Regions from separate parts of the Homo sapiens genome. Here region 1 is linked to region 2. A link is a contact called in ENCODE Hi-C or POLR2A ChIA-PET data. All regions are on one chromosome and are shown on one strand. Each heading gives the region's core, a stretch centred on a gene start or an enhancer-like site at or near the end of the contact. The rest is flanking DNA. Distances are from core to core; before and after follow the strand shown.

What was found. Hi-C counts contacts between places; a loop is a spot of excess contacts on that map. ChIA-PET counts read pairs that join two places held with the same protein, here RNA polymerase II (POLR2A). Pooled maps may share reads with other maps.
Region 1: a pooled map shows a loop between it and region 2 (3-fold over the local background). The contact joins the enhancer-like site here to the promoter of SLC17A6-DT in region 2. A Hi-C loop is called at or near these places in 1 of 37 single-sample maps with no recorded cell type and 4 of 50 pooled maps. POLR2A ChIA-PET finds 5 or more read pairs at or near these places in 1 of 52 experiments (H1).

Annotation. Positions count from the first base shown.
Region 1 is chr11:22,431,226-22,434,495 of GRCh38, reverse strand. No RefSeq gene overlaps it. Among named protein-coding and RNA genes, the nearest start is that of LINC01495, 59 kb to the left of the region's middle. Within about 2 kb of position 2,020, at least 7 of the 41 ENCODE cell types and tissues checked have a DNase peak (open chromatin) inside an H3K27ac peak, as active enhancers do.
Region 2 is chr11:22,336,476-22,339,471 of GRCh38, reverse strand. It overlaps SLC17A6-DT (SLC17A6 divergent transcript), which reads left to right and starts at 1,250. Exons shown (of 4, transcript NR_186351.1): 1 at 1,250-1,477. SLC17A6 (solute carrier family 17 member 6) reads right to left here and starts at 1,091. Exons shown (of 12, transcript NM_020346.3): 1 at 853-1,091. The coding sequence starts at 938.

The DNA of each region.
Region 1 (3,270 bases), core at 771-3,270, 94 kb before region 2:
ACGTCAATTAAACAAATTATATTAACGTAAAGATAATAAATATTCACAACCCATCATTTCCTAATCATTTTACTACATTTTATTACAATCTTGTTAGGCTCTTGTGGTTATTTCTAGCTGTTGTATTTGTATGGTAGAAATACTATAGAATAATGTGCTACTGCCTGTCTTTTCCCAACTTTGCATTACCAGCCATGTTGGGAGTATTTACACCAGAGAAATTGGCAGTGCTACAAAGTGGGCTTTCTCTTCAATGATGAACTGGTTATTAAAACACTCTCCACAAGTGGAGCAGCACACCTCTTATTGAGAGTTCTCAAGACTCTTTCTGGTACCAGGTCCTCTCTTTTGGTATGAGTGGCTAGATTTCTTCATGTATGTTAATCAAAGCAACACATTAAAACAGATTGAATGCAGAAGCAGAGATGAGACTCGAACTATAAGCTCCACACTAATTTTCAAAAAATGGAAATCTATGTATCCCTTCTCATTAATTTTCTTCTTCATAAAAATGAGTTATTTGGGTTATCATCTAATGTTTTATTGCTATTTTAAAATGAATTAATAAGTATTTTTATTCCAAATTTTGCATTTTAGCATGATAAACAGTGATAGATACAGTTCACAAAAACGAAAGCCCTTAGGGTCCTCAATAATTGAGAGTGTGAAGGAGGCTGAGATAAAAAGTTTGAGAATCATTCATTTTTCAATGCAGTTAATTCCATATCTCGCTTTTTTTGACTTAGCGTAGTTAAACCAGAAAAGCAGGTCTGTATTCCTACGGCTTTGTGACCTTGGTAAGTTAATTCTTTACCTCTTCAAATCTTTATTTCTCCAACTGTGAAAAGGCAATGTTAGAAAAGATTTTGTCTCACGGAACCATTTTTTAGCTTTTAGTTTCTGTAACTATGAGAATTATAAATGAACTTTGCTCCTAGCTTGAGGGCAGTGAAGTTATTTCTGCTTTGTCATCCTTTTTATACCTCCAAATCCCATCATCACTGCCTTTAACAATCTTTTCTGCCTAAGTTCTTCCCCCCACCCAAAAGATTTTTCATTGGATTACATCACTGTACAGTAATTACAGAAGTTACTATTTCCAGTTGTCAAAAAAACCAGTTCTGCACTAAACTGCATGCCATGTAGCACATACAAAACACAGTGCAGACAAAGAAAATGCCACAGTTTAGTGTCACCCCATCCATCAGGTGGAAAAATGAAATGCCTAAAGCAGGCAATGCGACCGAATTTAATCAAGCATACTATTACTCAGGCCCTGCCTTGCATCTCCCCACTGCAGCGGAGTGAAATAGAAAGACATGTGCTGCCTGTGCATTTTCTCTTTTCTGTGAAAACACCACGGATTAGTATCTGCTTGGCGTCCTTAACCAATGTGTGAATACGTGTCTTAATTCCAGGCTAGTGCGCGTCTGCTTTGCCTCCGAAATCACTGCGGCAGAATACAAATAATGTATGAAATAAAAAGCCTTTGCCAAGTGCGCCAAGACTACAGCCTTCACTTACGAATCACATCTGCGTCTCCGTTTTCTTTACGCACCCGCAGTAGGATCAAGATGTGAGATCGCAACCCAGTCTGCCGGGAATTTAATTTCCATTTCCCCTCCCAACATCAAACCACCACGAAAACCAACCCTTCCCGGCGCGAAGCTGCAAGTAAGATGGGGAAGGCCAAGGGACCGCGTGGCGAGCCCGCACTGTGGGGCGCGCCCGCCTCCCGCCGCAGACCCTGGAGTGAACTGGGCTTCACTGAGGCCTGAGCCGGGAAGAAGCCAAAGAATAAGAGATGCGATAAAATGGCTGCCAGGAGGGGGTTTCTGTATGCTAAGGGCAGCCTGCCTTCCCCAAGGGATCCAGTGTGCTTCCAGCCCGGCTCCAGGCAGCGGCCGAGACGCCTCAAATTTGGGCCGCATCCCAAGGCCAAGGAGAGGCGACTTCCACAGCTTCATTTAGCTCTGCAGAAAGTCACCTCCGCCCCCACCCCCATGCGGCACGTGCGGCAAGCCATCACCATGGCAACCTTCCTTTCTGCCCCTCTCTTGTTATTGAACAGCTGAGACACCCAGCGTCCCTGAACTTGTTACTGCACAAGTTAATGCGGTCCTCTGAGGGCTTGGTTTCCTAACTATTGTTCTTTGGGCAACTGACTGCTTCCTGAAACAAAAAACAAAACAAAACAAAACCCTATGCGTGTGTCTCAGACGTTCTCCCCACCACTCCTGGCCCCAAATGTCAGCGAATCTGGTCATTCTCCTCCTAGGAGGCGCAACAGAATAAACTGGAAGGAAGCAAGGATTCATGTCCAACCCTTATTTACTGACACTAATGTTGGAACCATTTTGACGTTTGCAGCCTTCAGTTTCACTAGATATAAACCATTAATAGTTATATGACTACCTCTTATATATGGTTGGTGAGTGAGCAAATTGATGCAGTCTTCCTGTGGGCAACTTTTTCAAGAAATAAATAGAGGTTTGAACAAAATATAGCTACAAAGATACTCATAGGAGCAAATGGTTATAATAGTTGTTTTTAAATCAAGCTAAATGTAAGAAAACGGTTGAAGAAATGAATACAATGAGATAACCACTGGGTGATGCAATTACAGGTGACTTTTTCCTTATACTTTCTTTGACAATTATAAAAATTATATAAGAACAAAAACATGTTTTGTTTTATTGTTTCAACATGTCTGATGTGGTTTATAAACATATAAATGAATCTTTACTTATAGATTATACATAAAAGTATTTTCCTCAAAGGAAAGTGTGAAGATTAAAATGGAAGAGCTCTGGATCACTTGGATCATTTGTTATTGTTTTTGTTTCTTTCCCCTCAGATATCTAAGTATTTGCATTTGGTTTGGGAAAAATTATTTTTAATTATTTATGTTCTACCAAAGAAAACAAAATGATTTTCCATTGAACACATAATAATATTAAGAAATACTCAAAATCACCTTATTGTCATAAACCTTCATTAAGGATAAAGGCTTTCATTTTGTTCTTATTCTCTGGCTATAGAATTTCAATTCAAAGAGCAGTTGTTGTTTTAAAATGGAAATTCATGAGTGCTGAGAGGCCTGGCTGCAGAGCCAGATTGTGCTCAAAGTGGAATCCTTCAAAACCGCCTTCTCTGAGGTCCCTGCACCCCAGCCCTGGAACGGCAGGGAGTAGCTTGCCATATCATTTACACAGAACTGCGTGATCCTTCAGGGAAACCACTCTCTTCCCATTGTGGGTAAGAGTGAAC
Region 2 (2,996 bases), core at 1-2,500:
CTAGGACTTTCAAAGTAATGTTGCTTGTTATATTTATGGCTGTTCTTCCAGGCATTGACATTTCCTATGCAAGAAATAGACTCTAGGAGATGAAAATAATTAAAAATGCATATACATTGTTTCAGGCTCAGAGAAAGGAATTGCTTCAACTATCAATTATTGATATATTTTGATTCTTCTTCATTCAATACAGAAGACATATTTCACTAGGGGATTCTCTACTATGCTTTTGAAGCTGAGACCTCTCTCTTTCTCTCTCTCTCTAACATATATATATATATATATATATAAAACATATATATATAACATATATATATAACTATATATAACATATATATATAACATATATATATAACATATATATATAACATATATATATAACATATATATATAACATATATATATATATAAACCATTACTCTTTGGAATTTCTTGGTTATTTTTTTAGATGGTTGTGTTTTATATTCATTTGTCTGCATCAAAGGAATTTAATTCGGGGTATCTATAAGCACCAAAAGAAACGCTGTTTGAGCAGGGGCTGGCCATTTCTTAACTGTAAAGAAGATAAATCCTGTGTAGTAAAGGACAAAAACTCTGCAGGCACCAAAGCAAAAATCAAACACACACACACACACACACACACACACACACACACACACCAGACAGGTTCATTTAGTGCAACATTCCTGCATTAATAAGCAGGTTTCCAGAGCACCCCCGCTCCAAGCAATGGGCAACAAAAAGACTTTCCGATCATATTACAATCTTTCTGAGCCACCAGGGTTTACGGAAACGGCCCTGCAGATTTTTTCATGCTGAGCCCCAGGTAAGCAAGTGTTCGCTTTGTCTTACCTGTAGATCTGGCCGAGTGATTTTCCAGCAAAATTCTTTAGCCCCTCTTTTCCTGGGGCCAAAATCCTTTGTTTTACGGATTCCATTCTTGCAAAGACTGTTGTCAGTTCTTGCCAGATTTAAATAGTGATTGCTAGGAAAGGCGAGGATTGCGCATATTGTCTTAATCTCTTAAAGTAGTTGCGGGCTTTTCCTTCTCAGCAGAATGGTAGTGGCTCGCCTCCAGCAAGAGTGAGAGTGAGAGAAGGGAGGGAGAGTGAGAATGAGAATACAACAGAATAGCTGCATGCAACCCACGGGTTTCCTAATAGGAGAGTTGGTAGACACAATCAGAAAGTCTCATTGGAAGGGGAGGATCCGGTGGCAAAGAGCGCAAGCAGTGCCACGGTATTTGGGTAGATGCGGTTGAGTCCTTTTCCTGGAAGTCGGTCAGCTGAAAAACAATGTAAATTCCCGGTTTTGAAGACTTATTGCTCTCAAATCTGATGGCTTTTAAACGGAGGGGCCGGAATATCACAGAAGCCTTGGGAACAGCAAAGTCAAAAGAATGGTACTTTTAAAAATGGTGTCTTTGCTGTAAGGAGCAGAGCATATTCAAAACTCATGGGAGCATCTCAGGTCTCAGGTGAGCAATGCTGCTATTAGTTTTTCCTCTCTGCCCATGATCTCCTCCCATCACGCCAGCGTAAGTCTGCTCTGCGGTAGAGTCAAATTAAGATGGAGAAGGCTTGCTGCTCTTTGAGGACGTGAGTAAATAAAAGATACACAGTTCTGATTTGGGCAGCCTCGGGGAAGATTTTTTTTTTCAGCGGCTGACAGCGCCCGTCTGGGCGGGTCTCGGTACAATGTTTCAGCACCACGGACAGAGTAAGTTTCAGGAATAGGGGACTCTTCTTTTGGCTAGCTAGGTTGCCAACTTTCTAGGGGAGCTGGGCGGATCGCCCTGACCAAGGACCATACGGGGGCTCTTCAGGAACGGATGCTATGGAAACCATTGGGAAGATGTCATCATCTCCAGAGTTTGCAGGGAGAATGGTGCATTTAGCTCTGCTAGGGAAGACAACTTTATTAAAAATTCACAAGTTACTTCTAGTTTGCTACGTTTTGTCCAGCACGCTGATGCCAGTATTGCAGGGAAGAAAGATTTCAACATATTTAACTTATGCTTGTGGTGTTCCAAGACACCTAGGCTCCCTTGAATATAAAATATGTGCACACAAAATACATAATTACATTGTTCATGTGTTTGTTTTAACTCCTGACAGGAAAAAGATGAAAGAAAGAAAGGGAGAGAATGAAGAATAGAGGAAAGGAGAGATAAAGAAAAAGAGGTGGGAGGTATGGAGAGAAGAAAAAAGAATAGCTATAAACTCAGTGAAGTTGATTAAATAAAATACAGTTAATTTAATATAAATTCCTTGGAATTTTAAGCATCTTTATTTAACTAATTTACAATACACTACTGAAATACCAATATACTGATGAAATATGTGGCTATACCTTGTGCTTGCCAACAAATTGTAATTGATAATTTAAAGATTTATTTTTAAAAAGATTTATTTTAATTTACATATATTCCATTCAAATCTTATTTTATTTTTCTTTGTATGTCCTTCTCCTAAAGCATAAATTTTGAAAGACATTCATGTAAGAGTTTTGGCTTTATATATACAGGTACAGCATCAATGAATTTATCTCATTAAGCAAGCAAGAAAACTGCTAGATTAATGTAAATTATTAATCTCTTTCACATGAATCACAAACTTCTTAAGTACAATTCAGGCCAATGCTTACAGAACAGACTGGCCTTGAACCACATTTTCAAGGTCAAAACCTTGGATGTCACATAAGCCAACAGAGGGAGTCAATTTTACTTAGGATCCTGAGACAAAATCTCAAAAATATGGATCTAAATTGAGAATCAAATAAGAATATTACCTGAATAGTTCAAATGATATAATGGCTATGTATTCACTGAATGGATAGCTGGAAAAAAATGTCAAAGTAGCTAAAACCATCTGCCATTATTAAGTTTGATAGTTGTCAAATTATTTCCATTGTGAAATATAATAAAGAAAAGGATAATGAAGACATTTTTATCTTTTTTGATAAATTTGTGTTAAAATATGTATCTTCAATAAAAC